Regions from separate parts of the Homo sapiens genome. Here regions 1 and 3 are each linked to region 2. Evidence: chromatin loops called from intact Hi-C (ENCODE). Cell type or tissue: sigmoid colon. All regions are shown on one strand.

Region 1 (8,000 bases), 150 kb after region 2:
GCAGGTTCAAGCAATTCTCCTGCCTCAGCTTCCTGAGTAGCTGGGATTATAGGCACGCGCCACCACACCCGGCTAATTTTTGTATTTTTAGTAGAGACAGGGTTTCACCATGTTGACTAGACTGGTCTCGAACTACTGACCTCAAGTGATCCGCCCACCTCGGCCTCTCAAAGTCCTGGGATTACAGGCGTGAGCCACCGTGGCTGGCCAAGACCCTGGGGAAATCTTGGGTGTGTGGAGTTTTCTCAAGATTCCTGGTGGGGACCCTCTCAAACATTTCAGAGCCGACCCCGGCACTCAGGGATCCGGATCAGTCCCATTCCACAAGCATTTCCCAAACACTGCCAAGGTCAGACATTGTGGAAGGCACTGAAGCAACTGACCTACTCAGTAGAAAGGGTCTTTGTCTAAACTGACTCATTCTTTAGCCCCTGTAGACAAGTGACCTTGGGTAACTAAATTCACCTCTCTGAGCCTCAGTTTCCTTAGCTGTAAAATGGGAATAGTGGCGGTCACAATACGTTTCTTGCAGGCTGGTTAAAGGAACAAACAGGATTTTCACCCTTTCCTTCATCCAGCAATTAATTTCTGAGCACACTCAATGGGTCAGAACCTGAGCCAGGCTCCAGGGACACAGCAATGACCTAGACACAGGTTCCTGTCCTCTGAGTCCCTGATACAACAGGGGAGACACACCCTGTTAGCACACACCCACACAGCTGTCTATCTGTCATAATAAGAAAGGAAAGCTCAGCTGGGCCCAGTGGCTCATGCCTGTAATCCCAGCACTTTGGGAGACCAAGACGGGCGGATCACCAGAGGTCAGGAGTTTGAGACCAGCCTGGCCAACATGGCAAAACCCCGTGTCTATTACAAATACAAAAATAAGCTAGGCATGGTGGCAGGCACCTGTAATTCCAGTTACTCGGGAGGCTGAAACAGGAGAATCGCTTGAACCCAGGAGGCAGAAGTTGCAGCAAGCCAAGATTGCACCACTGCACTCCAGCCTGGGCAACAAAGTGAGATCCCCGTCTCAAAAAAGAAAAACAAAGGAAAGAGGCTGGGCGCAGTGGCTCATGCCTGTAATCCCAGCACTTTGGGAGGCCAAGAAGGCGGGTGAATCACCTGAGGTCGGGAGTTCGAGACCAGCCTGACCAACATGGAGAAACCCCGTCTCTACTAAAAATATAAAATTAGGTCATGGTGGCACATGCCTGTAATCCCAGCTACTCGGGAGGCTGAGGCAGGAGAATCACTTGAACCCAGGAGGCTCCGCCGAGATCGAGCCATTGCACTCCAGCCTGGGCAACAAGAGCGAAACCCCGTCTCAAAAAAAAAAAAAAAAGGAAAGTTCAGGATTAATGAAATGTGAAGCAGGAACCCAACCTAGCCTAGGGGGTCAGGCGTGCTCCCTGAGGAAAGGGCTGATGTGCAGGCCTCAGCCAGGCAAAGAAGAAGAAGCAGAGCTTTCCAGGAGAGGCTGCAGGTCCAAGCCTCAGAGGCCATCCAGAGCCTGGCGAGTTCAGGAACCACAAGAAGCCACATCACACTAGAACAAAACCTTATCCAGAGGCAGCGTGGTGTGGTCCAGGTGGAGAGAACACAGCAAGTATCCCAAAATGTTAACAATTGCCACTACTATTAATATAGGTGTCACAGCACCCAAAGACAAGACCAGATGGCCAGGGCTAATAACGGGGGCACCCCACAGGGGCAGGAACTGCAAGAGGCCGAGCAGGCCACCACCCCCCATCTCCCCACTTTGGATCATGTGGCATCTGCCTCCCCCACCCTAGTCCCCACATTCCTGCTTCAGTCCTAGCCCTCCAGGGACCCCCACCCCAGCCCCAGGAAGGGGTGGGAGACACAAAGCTGTGTGGCCTCCATCACAGCTCAGGCAGAAGCCAAATTGTTCACAGAAGCCACACGGTCACACCTAATGTCATAGCCGGTAGAGCAGGGAGCCCTCTGGATGGAAGCACTGTGAGGCTCCCAAGATGCAACAGAGGCGAGAGGTGAAGAGAGACCCCAGGGAAGGTGCGAGGCCCTCCACACAGGGATAGATGGAGATGGCATTGGCAGGGACGCAGAGACTGGGCAACGGTGGCACCAGGGGTGGAACCAGCATTGGCCACTGCCAGCACCTCCCCTCCCAGAATGCAGTGGATCTGCTTCCGAAACACCGAGGTCTGGCCCCTGAGCTGCACCAGGGCAGAACGGCTCCTGCAGGGACCACAGGAGGTTTTAGGACATGTGTTCCAGGGCAACTGGCTGGGAGGGGTGGCGAGGGCTGCTGCTGGAGCCCAGGCAGAGGCAGCCCTGGCCAGCAGCAGGCAGCAGCCCTGACTCCGGCTCTGGCCCTTTAAGAGCGGAGGGTGGAGGCTCGGCCCTGACCTGCCCTCCTGGAGGAGGCACAGAGTGACTCATCAGGGTCCTTGTCACGGTGCTCAGAGAGCAGGAGGACCCAGGGATGGCAGCGACGGGGCACAGAGAGGCACAGACTCGGACACATCAGCCTGGCCAGAGCTCGCTGTAGGCCGGACCCTGACCTTGACTGGGATACCTGCCGGTGCCTCCCTGGGCAGGGCCCCCCGTCTCCCAGGTGTGCCCTGTGGCCTCACATTGCTCCCCTGCTTTCCGAGACACTCCTCCTAGCGGAGCCCTTGCCCTGCTGGGTCAGCCAACAGCTCTGAGGGACCAACTCACTGCCCGCGCCCCCGCCCCGCCTCTCCAGGTACCTCCTAAAGCAGGGGCCATCAGCAACCCCACTCCACAACCAGGAAACCGAAGCTTGGAGAGGCCAAGGGACTTCCGCGGATCTGCTTCTGGCCACATAAGCTCACCTCTGAGCTGCTCAATCGCTCGTCAGTGCCCCTCGTGCTTGGAGCCAGGCTGAGCACAGCACGGGCCCTCCTGCCATCAGGGCCCTCCCGCCATCAGCACCCTCACGGCCACAGGCCCTCTATGCTGCAGTCACCGTGCAATTTCATGTCCCCAGAGTTGCCAAACCTTGACACCTCCTTGGGACCCTCTCAGGGCTTCCATCCAGAGGGCTCCCTGCTCTACTGGCCATGACATTAGATGTGACCGTGTGGCTTCTGTGACCAATTTGGCTTCTGCCTGAGCTGTGATGGAGACCAGCTCTGTGTCTCCCACCCCTTCCTGGGGCTGGGGGTTCGGGAGCCCTGGAAGGTGAGGACTGACCTGGAACATGCTGTTCCTGCTGCCTGAAGCACTCTCATCGTCCCCCACACAAACCCTCCCCGCAAACTTCTCATCTCCCTCAAGCAGTACTATCAAATTCAGCAAACAAAAATACAGATACCCTGTTAAGTTCAAATATCAGGTAAACAGCAAATCATTTTTCAGTATGTCTGGCAACCCTAGCCCCGGGTCTCAACTACAATATTACCTCCTCCAGGAAGCCCTCCCAGATGCACCCCAGACCAGGGAGATTCCCAGTCCATTGTGCAAAGCCCTGTCTTGACGCTTATCCCAGCCTGACATCTGCCTCCCCGCCAAACTGTGAATGCCAGCAGGGCCAGAAATCCAGCCAGCCAGCCTGCCCTGTGGCCCCAGCATCCGCAGGGCCTAACACGAGGCAGCTGTTCCATAAACATTCTCTAAATCAAGGAGTGAGGGCTGGCAAGGTGGCCCAGGAACCCGTTTGGCCACACATGCCCCCCACAGGACCCAGGGCCTCCCCTCTGCTCCCTGCTGGCCATGCCTCCTTCCTTGAGATGCACCTAGATCTCTTCTCAAGGCCGTCCCCAGCTCCACAGAACCTGAGCTGGGGAATCATGGCCGGGGCACCTAGGCAGGCTTCGCTCAGCGATTTTGACAGCTGCTCTTCATTTTAATTGAGATCATGTTGCGCTCAGGCGCAGCAAAGGCCTCATCACGGAAAGCCTGAAGACAACAATGGCCCGGCAAGGCTGTGTGGGCTGCTGGGCGCGCAGGGGGTGGTGGGGCCACTGGCCGAGGGGCAAGAACCCGGCCAGTGCAGGCTTTGAGCTCTCAAGCTCCTCCTCTGCCCAGCACACACACCATATATTTTTGAACAGAAGGAAAGCATTCGCTGTTTCCCCCACAGTGCCAAAAATAGCCCCAGCTCCTGCCTCTGAACAGGAATCTTTCGGTTCCTACAAAGAGGCAGGAGCAGGGCCGGGAGGAGGGGCCTTGCTGGCTGGCTGGCGGCTTGGACCCCTCCTCAACTCCCCAGCCCCAGCAGGTGAGAAGGGTCTGGGGTCCTCACGAGGCCTGGCCAGCTGGGGCCCAGCCTCCCCACACCCCACTTCTCAGGATCCCCCAGCCACGGAGGAAAACCCCCCTCCCCCAGCCCAGGAGGTAGGAGAGGGCTGGACAGAAACGGAAAGCAAAGCCCAAGATGGATAAGAAGGAACTTCGTTCATTCATTGGCTTGCTCGTTTATGTACTTGTTTTCTCATTCATTCCAACAATATGCACAGGCTCTGTTCTAGGAGCAGGGGCTACTCCGGCAGCCACGCAACGAGACGCAGTCATGCAATAAGATGCAGTCGGTCCTCACAGCTCCCAGCTGAATCAAGGGGGACTATGAAACATGTCGTCACCACCAGGACTGAGGAGGAGGCCGGGCCCAAGGACATCCCCCCTGGAAGTAGCCGCTGGGCTTTGATGCGAGTGTGGACGAGGATGGGTCCCATCCATGGCCAGTGGGAGGAAGCAGAGGGCTGGGTCCGATGAATAGGTGCCTGCCTCTGGGATGGCCGGGCGCGGTGGCTTACACCTGTAACCCCAGCCCCTTTTTTTTTTTTTGAGACGGAGTCTCGGAGTCTTATTCTGTCGCCCAGGCTGGACTGCAGTGGCGCAATCTCAGCTCACGGAATCCCAGCACTTTGGGAGGCTGAGACAGGCGGATCAAGGTCAGGAAATCAAGACCACCCTGGCCAACATGGCGAAAACCTGTCTCTACTAAAATACAAAAAAAAAAAATTAGCCAGGCGTGGTGGTGCACGCCTGTAATCCCAGCTACTTGGGAGGCTGAGGCAAGAGAATCGCTTGAACCTGGGAGGCAGACGTTGCAGTGAGCCGAGATTGCACCATTTCACTCCAGCCTGGGTGACAGAGCGAGACTCTGTCTCAAAACAAAAAAAGAAAAAGAAAAAAAGAAAGAAAAGGTGCCTCTGGGCTGCCCTAGCACGCTGCATGGCTCCCTCATCCAACCTAGCAAAAAGTCTGCAAGAGGCATTGTCTTCCTGTTTTATAGGTGAAGGCGCGGGGATGCATCAGGAGGGATTAAAAGCCTGGGATAAGCCGTGCCAGGCCCTGTCACCAATGTTTTCGCATGAATGCCATCCACAATCCTGGGAGGCATCTGCCCATTTCACAGATGAAGTCTGAGGGCTCGGTGGGAAAGGCCAGACCAAGGTCCCAGAACTAACCAGTAGAGGCCTTGGGATTTGAATCCAGGCCTGTGGGTCCCTGAGAGGAGCCCCGGACACCAGACCACCAGAAAAGCCATCTTGGCTCAGCATCCCTCTCCCAGTTCTGCAGAGATTCAGAGAAGGAAGTGGTCACAGGGCTAGAAGTGGAGAGCAAAGGATTTGAACCCAGCTCTGTTTGGTTCCAAGTCTAGGGCTCTTTCTGTTTCCCATAGCAGAAGAAAGAAAAGAAAAGACGCCGGGCGCGGTGGCTCACACCTGTAATCCCAGCACTTTGGGAGGCCGAGGCGGGTGGATAATGAGGTCAGGAGATCGAGACCATCCTGGCTAACATAGTGAAACCCCATCTCTGCTAAAAAACACAAAAAATTAGCAGGGTATGGTGGCGGGCGCCTGTGGTCCCAGCTACTCGGGAGGCTGAGGCCAGAGAATGGCGTGAACCCGGGAGGCAGAGCTTGCAGTGGGCCGAGATCATGCCACTGCACTCCAGCCTGGGCGACAGAGCGAGACTCTGTCTCAAAAAAAAAAAGAAAGAAAAGAAAAGAAGGAGGGAAGGGAAAAGAAAAGGAAGGAAGGAAAAGAGAAAGAGAAAGAGAAAGAAGGAAGGAAGAGAGAGAGAAAGAAGGAAGGAAGGGAGAGAGAGAAAAAAAGAAAGAAAGGAAGGAAGAAAGAGAGAGAAGGAAAGAAAAAGAAAGAAAGAAAGAGAGATAAAGAGGCCACTTTCCATCCCCAAAGGCTAGGGCTGTGGGGGAGCCGAGGTGGCCATGGCCCCACAGCTGGAGAGAGAGAAAGGCACACTGAACCCACTTCCCTGCTGAAAACTCAAGCCTGAAATAAAAAGGCAGAGTGCTATTTCTGCCTTGGGTTAAACATTCCTCAAAGCCACATTCCTCCTGCCCTCCCCCTGCTCCCCTGCCAGGGAATCCAGAGCACAGTGGCCTGGATGCCTCACCAGCTTCCTGGGGCCCCCTCGGTGGCTCAGAAGTGCCAAAGCCAGCAACTGCCCTGCACCCCTCCTGGGCAAGGAGCTCCCCCCCCCAGCCGCATGGTCAGGGCACCCGGAGCTGAGAAATGGTGACATCGCATCTCACAGAGAGTGGAACAGATGGAGAGACTGCGGCCCTGAGAGGGGCAGCCAGAGGCCACAGCAAGCCAGGCTGGAACCAGGACCCAACTCTCAACTCCCTGGCTGTCCCCCTTCCCCGACAGACTGTAGGTCAGGAGCACAGGCAGGTCCTGTCCTGGTCACCAGGGAGAGCAAACCACAGCACTGCAGGGAAAAACTCTTCGGAAAGATCCCAGCCTTCTGCAGAGGCGAGGACACCCCGGGCCACACACCCCACAGACACCAAAGACCACAAGATGTGGCCCAGACCTCAAGGAGCTAAAAGTCACGGGGGTCCCCTTGGCCACCATGCCCCCAAAACCCACACTGCACCTGTGAGGACTTGGTCTCTTTCTCTGTCGGACAGATACCTCCGAAGGCACCTGGGCTGAGCCAGGCACAGGGCAGGGCAGGATGGCCAGGGGCACTCAGTCCTCACCACCTTGTCCGTGACAAGGCTTCCCAGGAGCAGGGGTGGTGCCAGCACCGTAAGATGGCGGTACGTTGCTCCTAAGTTCCCAGGGCGGGAGGATGACCATTGAGATCAGCCCAGCGCCCACACACGGTCAGCACCTGCTGAGCCTCCACTGGGGTGGGTGGAGGCTGAGGAAGCCGTTGAGGCCAGGGCACAGCTGCGCCACACACTCCTATCAGCGCCTCTCCTCCTGCCGCCTTTCCACAAGGCCTCAACTCTGCCTCCTTCCTGGAGGAAGGCAAGGCGGAGGCTGCCCCAAATCTCCTGCAGGAGGCAGAACCTCTGGAACCAGCGGGAAGGATCCTATCTGCCACCAACCTCACACCCAGCCCAGGAGTCCGGGATGCCTGGCCAGTGTCTGATGCTCCAGCAGCGGCTTGGATGCTCCCAGGGACTGGGCGCTCCCTCCCCTTGGCAGGGAACTCCAAGGTTTTGAGGCTCACAGAGACGGTGGGAGGCAGGCGCCGGGTGGGAAGGGCGTGGCTCTGGCAACATAAAGATCTAAGCCTGAACCCCGACTGGCCATCGATTGGCTGGCTGGGGGGACTTGGGCGTGTCCCTGAACTTGCCTGGGCCTCCCTTTCCTCATCTGTAAAATGGGTATAAGGGTCCCTACTCCCAGGGCTTTGGGGAGAGGGCAGCACTCAGCACTCCTGGTCCCGAGTGCCCACTGGGTAAACGGTGGTCGTCATTGCTGTCATCTCCCCCCAACCACAATACTCCCCTACTGCCTTGGGGAGTGGCAGCTTATCACCTGGTTCCAGACCTGGCAGCTGAGCTCCCAGCCTTTGGCGCGGCTCCCGGCCTGTCTGTGCCTCCCTCCCCAGCGTCCCCCACCCCCAGGCACACCTACATTTACAACCTGTACAGAGCTGCCCTCACACACCACCACACGCGTGCGCACAGGAGTGCCCGGCTCACCCACTCCTGACACACGCCATGACCCCGTCACTCACGCTCGGAGCGTGCCCACGTGAATCGGGACTTGCCCACGTGC
Region 2 (8,000 bases):
CTAAGCCATCTCATTTTGGAAAATAGAGCCATCAGTTGTGCTCAATGCTCACAGGGTTGTCAAAAGAACTGAATGGCCTAATTCATAACACGGCGTCTGGAACAGAGAGGTCCTCAACAAAGGTCAGCTGCTTCCATGGAGACAAGAGCACATGCATAAATAATACACAAAGTTTTGCATGTTTTAAAACTTGCATCACGAGCTATATCACGATATAAATAGCATCATGAGTATATATGTAGGGCTAATTAACTCATTTTTGACTGTTGTGTAATATTCCCTTGTATGATCACACCACAGTTTATTAACTTGCTCCCTTTTGAGTGGACATTTAAACATTCAGATCTTTATCTCTTCCTTCTTTCCTTCCTTTCTCCTTCCTTCTTTCCTTCCTTTCTCTCTCTCTCACTCACTCACTGCTCTATGTGTCTCACATGCACCGGAGCAGGTCTCCTGGGCTACAGGCTCACACCCTCTGCTCTCAAAGATCTCACACCTTGCAAGGGAGGGGTTCTCATCAGATTCTCCCAGCTGCATGTGAAACATGCTGATTCTCAGGCCCTACCCAGAGACTCATTCCATGGAGGAGGTAGGAATTGGGGTTTTACTAAAAAGCCCTAGGTAGCTGATACTAATGGCTGCGGAACCGCCTCCAGGGAACCACTGCCTGAGGACATGAAGACGTGCCCCTTCCCCAAGAAGCAGCATGGCAGAGCAGATGGGTGCGGGTCTTTGACGGCAGGTGTCCTGGTGAGAACCACCATTCTGCCTCTTACAGGCTGACCTCGAGCCAAGGACGCCATCTCCCTGAGTTTCAGTGTCCTTATCTAGTGTGAACTGATATCACACACACAAAGCCTGAGGTGCCCAGGACATAGTATATGGATAACACCTGCTCATCTTTCAATACCGAGACATCACCTCCTCCAGGTCACCTAAACTGCCTTGCTATTAGTGTGACACAAATCCCCAGCCAATGTCTGGGACCTCTCCGCAGTCTTCAATCAGCTGGGCAGCCCTGAACAGTTTGCTCAGTCTTTATAGTGCAAAGGAATACGCGAGAAGACACCACAGAAATATGTATGTGTCCTGGCAATGGGTAAACATTTCCCCTGCGTAGCTCTCCTCTGTCTGCCACTCCAGCTTGAATGTTCTCTTCTACAGCTTTTTAAAAAATTAAATATGTTGACATGTCGACACCCACCAATCAACGGCCAAATCCATTTGATGCTGAAACTTATACACTCAATCACACTCCAGGCTGGGATGCGGTCCCCTCCCTAGATTTCATCGCAACACCTGGGCTGGCAAACAGGGATGATGTGGGCCAGTAGGAAGAGGTCTGGGCTAGAAACTGGAGTTCTGGATCCGAGGTTCAACTGTGCTTCAGACATGCTGTGCAGCCCCAGGCAGGGCAGTCAACATCTCTGAACCCCATTTCATATTTGAAAAGGCAGCACACAGTCTGGGTAACACAAGGAGACCTCATCTCTACAAAAAATAAAAAACTAGCTGGGCATAGTGGCACATGCCTGTGGTCCCAGCTAATTGAGAGGCTGAGTTGGGAGGATCACTCAAGCCCAGGAGATTGAGAGCTCTGGTTGTGCCACTGTACTCCAGCCTGGGCAACGGGGCAAGACTCTGTGAAGAAAAATAAAGGGTGAGGGAGGGAGGGAGGGAGAGAGAGAGAGAGAGGAGAGAGAGAGAGAGAAGAGAGAGAGAGAGGAAGAGGGAGAGAGAGAGAGAGAGAGAAGAGAGAGAGAGAAAGAGAAAGAGAGAGAAAGAGAGAAGAGAGAGAGAGAGAAAGAAAGAAAGAAAGAGAGAAAGAAAGAGCAGCTCCAGACTCTAATCTGAGAAGTTGCCCTCCAGAACTTTAAGGACCATAGAATCCCTACTCCCCTCTTCACCAAACCCTTAAAAAGATAGGAAATGGGGCTTCTGAAAAAAAAAAAAAAAAAAAAACTTCCAAAAGTGTTAACAATTCACACCAATAAAAGTGGGTATCTTATCTTTCTTAGGAGCATCCAAGATCATTTCCTAGAAGGAGGATTCTGCTTGCTACATCACCAAGGAAGAAATGGGGGAATCCATTTTACAGATGGACAAGCTGAGGCCAAAGGATCCAGGACCTGCCCAGCAGAGCCTGTGTCTGCTCTAAATGCCAAACTGGCCACATCCTCACCTGCTCTCAAGCCCTCTGTGGCTGCCCACTGCTCCCTGACAAAACCCAAGCACAGTACTATGGCCTGTGTGGACCTACGCAGACCACCCCCAACTCCCCTGCATCCCTGCATGGGGGCACTGGACCACCGTTCCTCCGCAGGGGGCCAGGCCCATCTCACCAGCCCTCCTTGGCACATGCTGTTCCTTCTACCTGGGACACACCTGCACTTCCCATTCACCTGGATGATACTTGATTCATCTTCCAATACGGAGACATCACCTCCTCCAGGAAGGCTGACTTGATGCCCCAGGCTGGTAGGTCCATCCTGTAGGCTCCCACAGCTTCCTGAACATCCTGCCATCAAAGCCTTCACCACACTGGCTTGTCACCACCTGTCACCTGCCTGCCTGTGGCTCCAAGGGGACATCCGTCTTATTTCTCTTGGTATCTCCAGGACCTGCTCAGACCTGGCACAGAGAGATGCCTTATCATGACCCTGCGCATGCTCTGCGGAGACTCAGGGAAAAGGTGAAGCTGCAGCTATGGGCCTGGGGTTTCGAGGGCAGCCTACCACCTGCTCCTTCTGCCCCCTACCACTCTCCCGCTACATTCCCAGAAGCTCAGTGGGAGGTTTGGGGGCTGCAGCCCAGCAGGGAAGGGGAGGCGGCAGCGGAGAGATGGGAGAAAGGGAGGAGGCCACAGAGTCTCCGAGGAACAGGCTGCTGTTGGGCACATGGTGTGATGAGCGGGGCAGACTTCATCGCGACGTGCACGGCCAGATGGCTCCACGCAGCGCCCAGATGAGAGTGGAGAGGTTTGAGGGGAATTTCCTGTTTATGACATCCATCTGGCTTGAGCCCCTGCAGTGAGGCGCACGCAGATGTCAGAGTGGTGGGGAGAAGCAAGAGGGGCCCAGGGGGCAGAGGGCTGCCCAGAGAGACCAAAGGGCATCTGATAGGGAGTGCCAGGAATAATGCCAGTTCCCAGGCCTCACCTGTCTGCCTCATCCCCGGCACACACCTTTGCTGCACTCAGGGAAGCCTTCCCTGCTGCCCCAGGCAATACCCTGCCTCCCATTACATGCTTCCCATGCCACTCTGCAGTTTACCACGCCTGTCATTACGCTGTCTGATGGCTCCGTGAGGGAAGGAGCCAGGTGTGCCCAGGTCCCCGGCATGCCCCAGTTCAGCATGGGCCCTGGCCTGGTCCACAGTAGGTGTTCAATAAATATTTCATGGCAAATTGCATCTGTTCCCTGTCCATGCCACACACTCCCTTCACCGCCTTCATTGACACGGGTCCCTGCTCTCCCTCCCTCCCCCCAGACCTTCCACCATCTCAATACTGCCCTCCTGCCCTCCCCAGACCCCCGCTGTCTCCCACATTGCTGTTTTTGCTGCCTCTGTCTATAAAGCATCCAGGAGCAGGGCCGGCGGCCGTGGAATGAACGGCACTCCCCGCCAGAGTCACCCAGCCTGCTGCACGGCTGGTTCTCAGCACAGAGCGCACAGTCAGGCAACACTCAACAGATGCCCACTATGCACTAGTGGACGCCAGCCCTGTCTGCTGGCCTGGAGAGAACCCCTCCCGGAAACCACTGCCCCAACTCGCGTCTTCTTCCTGTAGCCTGACCAGGATCGCAGACCCGTGAGGAGGCCACATGAGGGAAGGTCATGCTGGAGAAATTCAGGAGGAGGTGCCTGAGACACGCCAAGGGGCCTCAGGTAGGTAGGGGGAGACGGAGCCAGCGCCATCGCACGAGCCCGGAGAGCGTAAGCCCTGCGATGCTGGTGCTGCTAACGAGGATGGTGCTGACGCCAGCCACAGCTGTCAACTATTGAGTGCTTCCTGTGGGTCACTGTGCCGCCAAACACGCTCTCACTTAGAATCCCAACAGCCAGACCTACCAGGCAGGCAGACCCACTACCACACCCCCTTTTGCAGAGGAGAAGACTGAGCCTCCGGAGGTGTGGTCCTGGTGTCCACGGCCACTGAGCTGGCCAGGGCACAGCGAGGACTGGACCCTCACACTGTGCGACCATGCTCCTTCCTAACCGCCATGGTGATCTAAACGTCCGGCTCTGAAGGCGAGGAAACTTAAATGTTCTCCAGAAAGACAGCCACTGCCCACAGGCTGACCAGATGGACTCCAGAGCCACCAGACCAGAAACCAACAAGGGCTTTGAGGATCCACCAAGGTACAGTCCCCATGCAGGGCCCTGGGCAGTCCAGGCACACCACTGGCTTGCAGAGAGCAGTGAGCTGCTTTCCCTGCCACAAGTCACCAGATCCCAGCTGCAGGCCTCACCTCTCACCTCTAATGAGCCGGCCCAGTGGTCCCCTTCCAGGAGAAGGGTGGGTGGGCAGCCTGTCCTGCAGTGTGCTTGGGAAGGGGCAGAGGAGGGTGGTGGGGGTATCAAAGGAAGAAAACCTGGAAGAACGAGATAGAAACGCACCATCCTCTCACTGCCCCCACACCGCGCTGGGATTAGGGATTTGGCCCTGTGTGGAATGCTGGCCGGCTGCCTCCGGGAGCCACAGCCAGAGCCAGGAGTGCTCACAGCCGTCCCATCTCCTCATCGGAATCCCAAACAAACATTGTTGCCTGGAAACACTGCCTCGCCCCAGCATCCCTGGGCTGAATCATGGGACCAGAGCCCCGAGATGCTCTCTGGCCACCATCGCCTGTCCAACCCTTTCATTTCTCAAACTGAAAGGCTGAGGCCCAGGGAGGGGAGAGGGGAAGGGTCTTGTTTGAGGTCACCGGGCGAGCTGGGGTGAAGCTGGGATGGGACCCCAGGTCTTCTGCCACCTGACCTCACACACAGCCCAAGCCCATGTCTTCTGTCTCCGAGGCTGCAACACAATCCTGGGCATAGGATACTGCTCAGTCAATGCTGCTGACTTCAATTTTGAATTTGCAACTTGGATGTCTTTTTCAAAAATAAGTCCCACAGGAAAGAAGCACTCAGTGACCATTCCCACCCTCGGACTTCACCGTTGGCTTCTGGGACCGTCCCGCAAGGAACCGACCCAGGAGATAAAGAGGAACATTGTGCAAAGCTGCTCCAACAGTCCCATTTATGACCGCGAGAGCTGGCAACATGGCCGTGCCCCACACAGAGCAATGACTTAGCGATGATGGGAGCCGAGCGCCCTGGAATGTTACTTTGTCCTTTTTTTTTTTTTTTAAGACAGAGTCTTGCTCTGTTGCAAGGATGGAGTGCGATGGCACGATCTTGGCTCACTGCAACCTTCACCTCCCAGGTTCAAGCGATTCCCCTGCCTCAGCCTCCCGAGAAGCTGGGACTACAGGCGCGCACCACCACGTCCGGCTATTTGTGTGTGTGTGTGTGTGTGTGTGTGTGTGTGTGTGTGTTTCAGTAGAGACAGGGTTTCACCATGTTGGCCAGGATGATCTTGATCTCCTGACCTCGTGATCCGCCTTCCTTGGCTTCCCAAAGTGCTGGGATTACAGGCATGAGCCACCATGACCGGTCTATTTTGCCCTTCAAAAGGAAAAGCAAGTGACGTGGGCCAGAATGAATCGAGAAAATGGGTAAAAGAGAAAAGGAATCCGTGATGAGGACGGAATATAAGATGCACGAGGTTTAATTTTAGAACAGCCCCTACAAGGATAAGAGCCGCTCCAAAGGGACTGGGATGCAGCTGGGCGGCTCAGAACTTCACGGCTTCTGAGGTTCCTAGGATGCTTCCTCTGTGAGCACTTGCTGACTTGGGGGGGTCGAAGATACCTAGGAGTTCAGAGAGCAGTGGCCCACCTGATACGTGTGTCCCTGTGCGTGCGTCTATGTGTGTCTGCGTGTCTGTGCATGTTGGGACCCAGCCCCAAGAGCTGCAGGGTCAGGTTCCACGTCCCCACACCCCATGTGTTTCTGTTTCCTCCTCAGTGCACTGGGCATGGTGCCATCCACCCCAACCACCTACAGGGCGCTGGCAGGAGAGGGCCACCCCTGGACAAGGGGAATGGAGGGGGCCGCAGAGGCTCAGCACATCTTGGCTCTCAGCCCTGACTACACCGCAGAATTCCCCACAGACAGGAGAAGGGGCTGCCGTGGAGCCCTGTCCTTGGGGCAGCTCAGCAGGGAAGAGGAGCAAGGGAGCAGGGGAGGGGGGAGAGGGGCGTGGAGGGCTGCTGGCCCCTGTCAAGAGATGAGCACCTACGACTCACCAGACGCATCAGCCAGGTAAGTGCTCCGTTTTCAGAAGGGCAGCTTTGAGGCTGAGCCTGGGGACATCCTTGGAGAAGGAAGGACAAGGAAGACAAGGGAGAGGGGAAGGGAGGGGAAGGGGAGGAGGAGGGAAAGGGAAGAGGGAGACAGGAGAGGAAGAGGAAGAGGATGTAGGGAAGGGGGGGAGGGGAGGAGGAAGCAGACAGACAGAAAGTCTCACTGTGTGTTTTCCAAGGGGCTTTTTAAGTCTCTGTGTTCTGGTCGAGTCACTGAGGGACGGAGGGGGTGTGGTGTGTCTGTGAGAGGCTGAGTGTGGTTCTGTGTGTGGACACTGCCAGTGTGGGGCAGGGAGGGAACCAGAGGACCCAGAGCCTGCGAACAAAGCTTCAAGTACAATCAAAAGTGAGGCTATGGCCAGGCACAGTGGCTCACGCCTGTAATCCCAGCACTTTGGGAGACCGAGGCGGGTGGACCACCTGAGGCCAGGAGTTCAAGACCAGCCTGACCAAGATGGTGAAACCCCGTCTCTACTAAAAATACAGAAATTAGCTGGGCATGATGGCAGGTGCCTGTAATCCCAGCTACTCGGGAGCCTAAGGCAGGAGAATCAGTTGAACCAGGGAGGCGGAGGTTGCAGTGAGCTGAGATTGCACCACTGCACTCCAGCCTGGCAACAGAGTGAAACTCCATCTCCGAAAAAAAAAAAAAAAAAAAAGTGAGGCTATTCACAGCCACCAAAATGTGGAAACAGCCCCAGTGCACATCAACTGATGAGTGGACACACAAAAGGTGAGCACCCACAGGATGGGACACTATTTGGCCATTAAAAGGAAGCAGGCACTCATCTGGCTACGACATGGATGAACCTGGAAGACATTGAGTTAGGTGACAGAAGCCAGACACGAAAGGCCCCATGTAATTCATTTATATCAAATGTCCAGAATAGGCTGAAAGCAGATCAGTGGCTGTCAGGGGCTGCAGTGGGGCTGGAGCAGAAATGGGGGGCTGGTGGCTGCCAATGAGTATGAAGTTTTTTTGGGAGGGTGATGAACATGTTCTAAAATTGATCATGGTGATGGCTGCACAGTCTGAATATACTAAAAACACTGAACTGTGTCCTTTAAATAAGCGAATGATACAGTATGTGAATTACATCTCAATAAAGGTTTTATATTTAAAAAGCAGGTGACAATTGAGATAACAGGTGTGGTAGGAGGAGGATAAATGTGTAAAAGCTGGAGAGGATGTCTCAGTTTGTGAACAGCAACAGCAGGGAAATCATACGAAAGGGAGCGAGTTTTCAGCACATCTGACTTCCTAAGCACTGCACATCCGTCATTACCCCAAAAGGGTGCTATTTAAATAATGTCCACTTTGCAGATGGAGGAACAGGCCAAGAGGAGCCAGTGGCCACCCGAGGTTGCATGACTAAGAAGGGAGCAGGCAGTTCGGCACCGGGTCTGCGGAACTCCAGGGCCTGAGCACTTAACCCCACCCCCGCCTCCCAGCACATTTTCCCTCCTTATTTAGATAAACTCTCAGAATCTCCCAAATCTGGAGATAAAACAATGTAAGCCAGCACGAAGTGAAGAGGGCAAGGGAGAGGGAACACAACACAACTCTAGGATTGCAAAAGTGGCTTT
Region 3 (8,000 bases), 67 kb after region 2:
CCCATGAAAAAATTTGCAAAGAAACTGACAGTTTACAAAATAAGAAATTCATACCAAAAATATCTAGTGAACGCTTGAAAGACATATTGAACCTCACTAGCAATTGAAACAAGAAGATATCATTTTCCATTTTTGAATTAGAAAAGAAAGGTTTTTATATTAATTTCCAGTGTTGGGGGTGGCTGTGCTGAAACGGGCCCCTGAAACAGTTCTGGTGGAAGTTCAATCTCCTGAAACATTCTGGAAAACAACCTGAAGAGTCGTCCCCCCACTCGGTGTGTTAAAAATGGCCTAGAATTCCACTTCAAGGAACTTAAGCCTACGTAAAAACCAATCAAAGATGCAGACAAAGATTTTTACAAGAGAGTTTCTTAGTAACATTTTAATATAGAAACACTGAAAACAACCTAAATTTTAGCACTAGATCTTGGTTTCTACTACTAATTTCAAAAAAAAAAAAAAAAAAAAGGAACCAGGGCTCTTTTGCAATGATTAGCAAATTTCTAACTTTTCTACTCTGGGAACATACAATTTTTAATTTAGAAACTGTAAAATTTCCGAAGCACGGATCTTAGTTTGTCTCCAAGCAGGAACAGTCTAGAACCGCCACGATTTGCCCCGCACCCGCCTCTTGGGGTTTAGGAGAGGGGCTTACTTTAAGAAAACCCTCCCGCTGTGCAGCTCTGGGAGCTGGAACAAACAGCTACAACCCGTTTCTCAAGTTCCTCTTCCACCAAAGGGGATTCTATTTGCTGATTCAAAAGGCACAGCCAGGCCTAAATCACAGTTCCAAACTGCTGCTCAGAAGCCCTCGGTGGCTGTTCACAGCCCATAGAAGGAAAAGGAAATCCAAGTCCGCCAAGGCATCAATCGGCCCTGCACTCACGGCTGTGTCCAATCTTGCCCTTCCCCACTTTCCCGCTCCACTCCTCCCGTGCACACCCAGCTCCCACACACACCTGTCCCTCCACATCAGCCCTCCTGTCCATCCCCCGGTCCTTACCCAGCCAGCTCCACATGCCCCAGGGAGTCCTCTCTCCCTGCTGTGTTCCCAGCACCTGGCATCTGCCAGGCAAACGGCCAAAACCCAGTAAACATTCACTGATGTTCTTCAGGCCCTACTCACAGGCTGCTTCCTCAGGGGGGGGTCTTTCCTTAGCCCCCTTCCTTGCTTACTGGCCCATGGCCAGGAGTTGGCACCTGAGCCACCACATGTCACTTTCTACTCCCCACCTGGCCTGTCCCAGAGGGCTACCAGCCCCGTGGAATGAACCATGCCCCTTTACACTGTGAGCCTCCCTGGGCTCTACACAGATCAAGGGCTCCATGGTGCTGAAGTCTCCCCGACGTCTGAACCTGGGGGTGTCACTCGGAAGCTAATTTGGGGAACCAGGATGGAGAACTGGATTTTTGTTTCATAGAGGATGGAGTGAGGGGGCTGAGCCTGGTGAAGGCTGGAGAACTGCCCACCAGCTCAGTGCCCAGAGAGGAGAGGGAAGAGCAGGGGTGGGAGGTGGGCTTCCTGAGGCTCATGGCCACAAATGGGGCAGCGAGGACAGTCTCAGGAACCCTGGTCTGGGCTTCAGGACACGACATCTGGCTCTGAAAGGCTGCTATCCTGCTGGGCCACTGGAGCCACATATTTCAGAGACAAATGTGGGTTATGATTCAGGAATGACGCCACCCTGGCAGGTGGCCTTGGGAAAGTCTCATCAGTGTCCTGAGCCTCAGTTTTTCCAACTGTAAGATAAAGGGGTAGATTCAACGATCTCTAAGCTCCTTCAGTGTGATGTCTTCGGAAGCCCCAGAACAATTCAGAAAGTGGGTGAGAGAGCTGGGGAGACGGAGGGTGACCTGTGTTCCAGCTTAAGTGCCAGAACACACTTCACAGCCCACCTCCTCACAACCCCCAGCTTGGTTGCCCCCTGACTCCAAGATAGAAGCTGTCCATCTGATGTTCCTAGAAATCTTTGTCTAGAGCCTTGGCTTCTGAGCTTTGAGCTGCAAAACCCTGTGGTGCCCAGAACTCCTGGAAGCAGAGGGGCCTCCAAGCCCCTAGACCACAAACTCAGCCTGAAGCCTACGTAGAACTATGTCTTCCCACTGTTTTGTCCATTTTCTAAGAACCTGTAATGGTATTGTGATTAATAAATGCAAATCCCTCTGCAAGGACTTGCTGGCTCATACAGCCAATGGCCACCGTCTATTTCTTCAGCACAAGAACACTCTGCAGTACAATTTAGCAAGGAATCTGTGCGTGTGTGTGTGTGTGTGTGTGTGTGTGTGTGTGTGTGTGTGTTTTATTTGGGGGGGTTGTTTGTTTGTTTGTTTGTTGCTTTATAAAGCTATCCTTGACAGAGGGGTGAATGATAGAGAGATGTGATAAAGCAAAATATGACTCAGAGGCTCTCGGTGGGCATAGGCGGTTCCATGTATGTTTCTCCCCATTTTACTGTAAGTTTGAAATTTTCCATTAAAAAACGCTGGGGAGGCTGGGTGCAGTGGCTCATGCTTGTAATTTCAGCACTTTGGGAGGCCTAAGTGGGAGGATCACTGAGGCCAGGAGTTTGAGACTAGCCTGGGCAATACAGAGAGACTCCATGTCTATAAAAAATTTAAAAATCAGCCAGGCATGGTGGCGTATGCTTGTAGTCCCAGCTACTTGGGAGGCTGAAGCAGGAGGGTCACCTGAGCCCAGGAGTTCGAGGCTGCAGCGAGCTGTGATCACGCCACTGCACTCCAGCCTGGGTGACAGAGCCAGACCTTGTCTCAAAAAAAAAAAGAAGTGTGGAAAGCAGTCCTGCTCCTCGCCGCTGGGAACCTGCAGCTCACTCAGCAACCGCTGTCCCTGGGACTCTCTACAGTGGAGCGCCCAGGGACCCTTTCAAGGGCGCCCCTAACACTGAGCTGCAAGGCAGGGGGTTAAAGGGGAAGCAGAGGTGCAGCGTGCAGGGAAGAAGGAGTTAGGGCGGAACTCAGCTGTGAGAACACAGCAGGTGGAGGCCACGGGGCCAGCACACGAGAGGCGCTGCCCTTTCCCCAGGGAAGACAGGCGAGGGGACAAGACCAGCAAGGGTGAGTCCGCTCCCCACTGCAGGGTCCGTGGTGGACCCCATTTCGTCTCAAGGCCTGCCTCTGGGAGCCATTCCGGTCTCCAAGCCTCCGCTGGGAGCGAATTCTAAGAATTGGCCAAAGGAAAAGCCCTGCAAAGGCTCGTAGCGTCCCAAGTCCTCGAGAGGAATGCCTCATTTCAACATCTCAGCAAGTCTGGGAGGCCATCCTCACCATTTCATAGGTGGGGCCGGTAAGGCGCGGGAAGGTGAGGTCACTTGCTGAAGTCTCACAACGGCGCGGGAGAGCAGGGAGAGCAGGTTCCTTGAGCGAGGGAATGTTCCAGGGGGGTGGGAGGGAAGGGACAGCTGCAAGGACTGCCCAGGTGGCCAGGGTACCCGCAGCGCGGATATGCCGAGAAGGCGCGCCCGCCAAGCCGCGGCGCAGCCCACGACGTCCAGGTGCGTTCGGGGCCAACTGAGGGGGTCAGGCAGGTGAGAGCACCTCGAAGGGGGCGCCCGGCGGGCGGGGGTGCGGGGGCGCTACCTGGGTCGTGGAAGGGCACCAGCGCGTAGTTGGCGATGGCCTGGCTGCGGCGGCTCAGACTGCGTTCCAGAATGCGCGAGGCGCCATCGATCACCTGCATCAGTTCGTCCCACATGGAGCCGGTGACGTCGAAGACGAAGGCCAGGGTGGCGTCCCCCGTGGTGGGGGGCATTACCGTCCCGGGCGCCCCGGCCACTGCCACTGCCACTGCCGCAGAGACCGCGGTCAGCAGCCGCAGGAGCGGCGCCCCGGGCATCATGCCGAGCGCGGCTCTGGCTGCGGGTGCTGCGGTGGAGGCGCAGGTCGGAGCTAGCCGGCCGCCCCGGTGCACACGGCGGCTGCAGGCAGTGCCTTGCTCCGTCGGGCCGCGGCCAGTGCGCGAGGGATAGGGGCGCGCGGCGGGTCCGCCTGCTGGGCGCCCGAGGCGGGTCCTAGAGCCCACCCCGTTCAGGGTCACGGCCCGCCTCCTCCCCTCCCCCAATCGTGACTCAAACTTTCCCAGCCCCACTGTTCGCCCGTCCAGATCCGAGGTTAGGGGAGGACGCGGGGCGGAAGGCAGAAAGGAGCTGGGGCCCCGGCCAGGGCAGCGAGGGATGGGGACGCGCAGGATGCAGTGGACACCTGCGCCTCCCGCCGATGGCGCGCCGGGGGCGGGAGAGAGGGAGGGGGAGGCGCAACGGCCCCAGTCTCCCTCCAGCCCCAACTCCCCCCACCCCTGCCTGGCCAAAGCGGACCCTGGCTTCTGCAGCTCCCTCCACCCAGTGCTGCGACAAATCCCCCCACCCCCGCCCCCCAACACACACACAAACTTTGCCATTCGTTTTCCTTCTGCCAGGTGGGCTCTGTGCTTCCCGGTTATTGCAAGCACTACTGCTATTATAATCAACAAGAAGTCTTGTTGTTAACCATGTTCTAAGCATTTTCAGTTATTTGCTTGAAGACTGGCTGCAACCCTAGAATGAAATACTAACCCTAAGCCCATTTTACAGAGGAGCAAACTGAGGCTCAGAGAGGTGAAGGCATTTGCTCCAGGTCACTCAATTATCAAACAATGAAGACAAGATCAGAGGCCAGATCTAGAAAGACTCCAAAGGCCCAGGGCTCTGCTGCCTCCCTTGTGTTAAAAGACATTGTCACACGGTCACCTGGTGACTCCAGAGGATGAGGGCTATCCTCCTGCCCATCCACCTCCCCAGCCCCATGGGCTGCATGTGTGGATGCTGCATCCCACGTGAGGTGCTGCCTGGGACTGGGTTCAGCCTCCTGCTCCGGGCAGATCCAGATGGGCTCAGGCACGGCTGCTTATCTCAGGCTGTGCTCTCGGGACCTGTTTCCAGGCCTCTCTCCCCGCTGGCCTATAAGCCCCTTGAGGGCACGGCTAGGCCTTGGTCTACACTGGATGAGCCCCTAGTTCCCAGCCCATATCCAAGCACATGGTGGGGAGGCACTAATGTTGTCTGAATAAATAAACCGCAGCTTTTGTGGAAATGCCGGGTTTTGAGTCATGTGCGAGAAGGTAGCTAATCCCCTCAATCCCTCCTCCGAGAACACCATGCTCCCAGAGACATGGCTGAGGGCTCTAGGTCTGTGAGTGATGGGGGGCGCTTTCTTGAGCCCCTGTCCCTGCAGAGTCGTCAGCCAGGAAGCCACCCCTCCGCCACGCTCTTCCTTTCCTCTTCGGTCTCAGCTCAGACCCCACCTCTGAGGCTGCTTCTGAACCCTTGCCCTGCAACCCACATTTCTCTGAGCCCTGTCCTGGCTCTGACCACACCGTACAGCCCATGTCATGTCTGGGGCCCTGCCTCTCCCACTCTGGCTGTGAGTTCTATGGCAGAGATCCTGTGCCCGGCACATGCTAGGTGCCCAAGGAAGGTGTGCCACCTGAATGGGGCAGCAGGCATCAGAGAAGCTTGGCAGCTGGGCATTGGCCACAGCGGGAGGTAGCACACATCCGCAGGGACTCTGTTCTAGCCCAGAGCTGGGGTCCGAGGGAAATGGTCTCCCACGGAGCTACCAGTCTCGTGGAATATAGTGCCACCAGGTGCCCAGACCCAGCAAGGGAGTGGAACTTGCAGCCAAGTTCACAGGAAGTTGAGTCACCTGCACTTCTTAATGCTGGCTCTTTAAATCTCCCTGGGCTAAGTCTGTGATAACCCCCAGAGTCTGGGCAGGGCTGGGCCAGCTGTTGGAGAAAGAGGTCCCAGCTGTGGGAAGGCAAAAGCCAACAGGAGCCAGGAACCAGGCAGGACTCATAAATGGTGACATTTCAGGCACAGTGCAGGGAACATTTGGGGACAAAGGTCCTTCGGTCATTCACACCACAAACATTTGCTGAGCCCAAGCTGTGGTCAGGCACTCTGCTAGGCAGCGAGAGCAGCAGCGGGGGGTGGGGGGATGAAGATGCAGAAGACATGCTTCCCACTCTGGGGAGAAGAGACATGTAAACAAATAATTCTAAGTCAATGAGGTAAGTGCTAATAGAGGAATTACCAAGCACTCTGGGAACTCAGAGGAAGGAGTGACTGAGCCTAAGAGGTCAGAGGAGGCCACAGAATGAGCCTGAGAAGTCTTAAGGAACAAGCAGGGAAGGGTATTTGAGGAGCAGGAACAGCATGTGCGAAGGCAGGGAGATCTGAGACACCCACTGACAGGTAGCCCTATGTAACCAGCCAGGGGATGGCAAGCTGAGAACAAAGACTAGATCACAAAGGACCTCTGGTATCTTGCAAATGCACTTGGGGTTTTTCTGAGGACATTGGGGAGCTATTGAAGAATGCAGGCCAGAAAGCCATCTGATTTGATGTGCATTTCAGACAGGTCACAGCAGAGAAGTTTGGAGGGTAGACCTTGTAGATGCCAGGAAGCCACAAATCTACCCATCAAGGATGTAAGGGCAAAGCTGGCCCCAAAGAAAAAAAGCAAGATACCTTTCCCCGAGCTGGTCACCGGGGGCAAAAGGAATCATGGATTTCAGTCCTGAAACAGCCTGGCTACCTGGAGCAAAGCCCTCCCCTCCCGGGAGCTTGGTCTCTTCATTCATAAAATGATTCTGAGACGGAAGGGAGGCTAACAAGATAACCTCTGATGTTTCTTGCAGCCTTACCACTCTGGAACCACCACCCCGGTCCCTCAGAGACAGAGGAAGGATGCGAGGGGAAGTCTAGGCTCATCTTGGCACTGCTTCCCCCAACTGCCAGGGAAGAGAGGCTTGAGCAGGCACCTGTCATCTGTCTGCCATAGCTCCATCAAAGAGTAATGTCTGGCCTGACCCCAATGCCCATCCAGGATGACTGGAGGTGCTGCCCCAAGCACCATCCTCTCCGAGTGCTCGGGGCTTCCCAAGAATGTAACTATGGTCGCATAGCAAAAGTGAGCAAGGCTGCAGTGCAGCAGCCCAGAGAAAACACAACTGAACCTCATCAATCAATTTCCATCCCACCACCTTGACTTGACTGCAGGCTGCCTGGGAACCCCACACTTCTCCTCTCTTTCCAGAAGAAGCGGTCTCAGCGGAGTTGTTTCCTAACGTAGCACATTTGTTGCAGACAGCTACAGAGAGCAAAAATATGCTATGGGCCATCCACTTAAAGGAAACAGGCACGGGTATTGCTCAACCTGCCGAGTTCAGCCCTGGCTCATGAACTCAGTTCCATGCACTGCGTCTGCACTGGGGATCCATGTGCAGAGGGGCCAGATCAAAACCCCGGACTCTGAATACATGGTCAGTGCACGAGAAATGACTTCTCCCTACCAATCGCCCTTCCTTACTCTTTCCTATTCCCTGCTCCCCAAATGCCTTCTAGTCTTGGCCGCATTAAATCTGTGATTCTAGGCTGGGCGTGGTGGCTCACGCCTGCAATCCCAGCACTTTGGGAGGCCGAGATGGGCAGACCAGCTGAGGTCAGGAGTTTGAGACCAACCTGGCCAACATGGTGAAACTCCGTCTCTACTAAAAATACAAAAATTAGCCAGGCATGGTGGCAGGCATCCATAATCCCAGCTTCTTGGGAGGCTGAGGCAGGAGAATTGCTTGAACCTGGAAGACGGAGGTTGCAGTGAGCGAAGATCGCACCACTGTACTCCAGCCTGGGCGACAAAGCGAGACTCTGTCTCAAAAAATAAAAATAAATAAATCTGCAATTCTAACATCCCCCACTCACTTCATCCCACCCCAGCCCTCATCCTCAGGGAATCTTCTCTGTTCCTCTGAGAGAGTAAAAATACTAAGGGTGGAGAGGATTGGCCAGAGCCTCGGGGAAGGCCAGACCCCGTACTGACCCCCTCCTCAGGTGCTCCCTCAGCAACCTCTAACGTCAACATCTCCTCTTCATGGAACAGATGAGACAACTGAGGCTCCGAGAGGTGAAGTCCTGTGTCTGGACTGGGCTGTGTGTTGGCGTGTG

Evidence for each region. Hi-C counts contacts between places; a loop is a spot of excess contacts. Peaks named below come from ENCODE experiments on the same cell type or tissue, not always from the same donor. Only the 100,000 strongest peaks of a DNase experiment are listed, where the experiment ranks them.
Region 1: it touches region 2 in a loop (2.7-fold over the local background); 2 of 110 quality-filtered maps call a loop at or near these places.
Region 3: it touches region 2 in a loop (3-fold over the local background); 27 of 110 quality-filtered maps call a loop at or near these places.

Annotation. Positions count from the first base shown.
Region 1 is chr9:130,181,769-130,189,768 of GRCh38, reverse strand. All of the region lies in intron 1 of NCS1 (neuronal calcium sensor 1), which reads right to left. Among named protein-coding and RNA genes, the nearest start is that of NCS1, 13 kb to the right of the region's middle. RefSeq lists a silencer at 54-403 and enhancers at 1,577-2,418, 2,419-3,261, 3,262-4,103. In sigmoid colon, no CTCF peak of the experiment used is centred here; DNase peaks (open chromatin) are centred at 2,378, 3,538, 4,577 and 6,415; H3K4me3 peaks cover 3,904 bases; H3K27ac peaks cover 226 bases.
Region 2 is chr9:130,328,512-130,336,511 of GRCh38, reverse strand. The region is part of intron 22 of HMCN2 (hemicentin 2); the gene reads right to left. Among named protein-coding and RNA genes, the nearest start is that of HMCN2, 67 kb to the right of the region's middle. In sigmoid colon, no CTCF peak of the experiment used is centred here; DNase peaks (open chromatin) are centred at 2,941, 4,741, 7,030, 7,811 and 3 weaker places; H3K4me3 peaks cover 1 bases; H3K27ac peaks cover 2,767 bases.
Region 3 is chr9:130,261,735-130,269,734 of GRCh38, reverse strand. It overlaps HMCN2 (hemicentin 2), which reads right to left and starts at 3,975. Exons shown (of 98, transcript NM_001291815.2): 1 at 3,598-3,975. The coding sequence starts at 3,856. LOC124902285 (a long non-coding RNA gene) reads left to right here and starts at 2,846. Exons shown (of 2, transcript XR_007061817.1): 1 at 2,846-3,319; 2 at 6,695-8,000. RefSeq lists an enhancer at 500-1,087. In sigmoid colon, no CTCF peak of the experiment used is centred here; DNase peaks (open chromatin) are centred at 1,064, 2,954, 3,364, 4,084 and 2 weaker places; H3K4me3 peaks cover 4,392 bases; H3K27ac peaks cover 2,473 bases.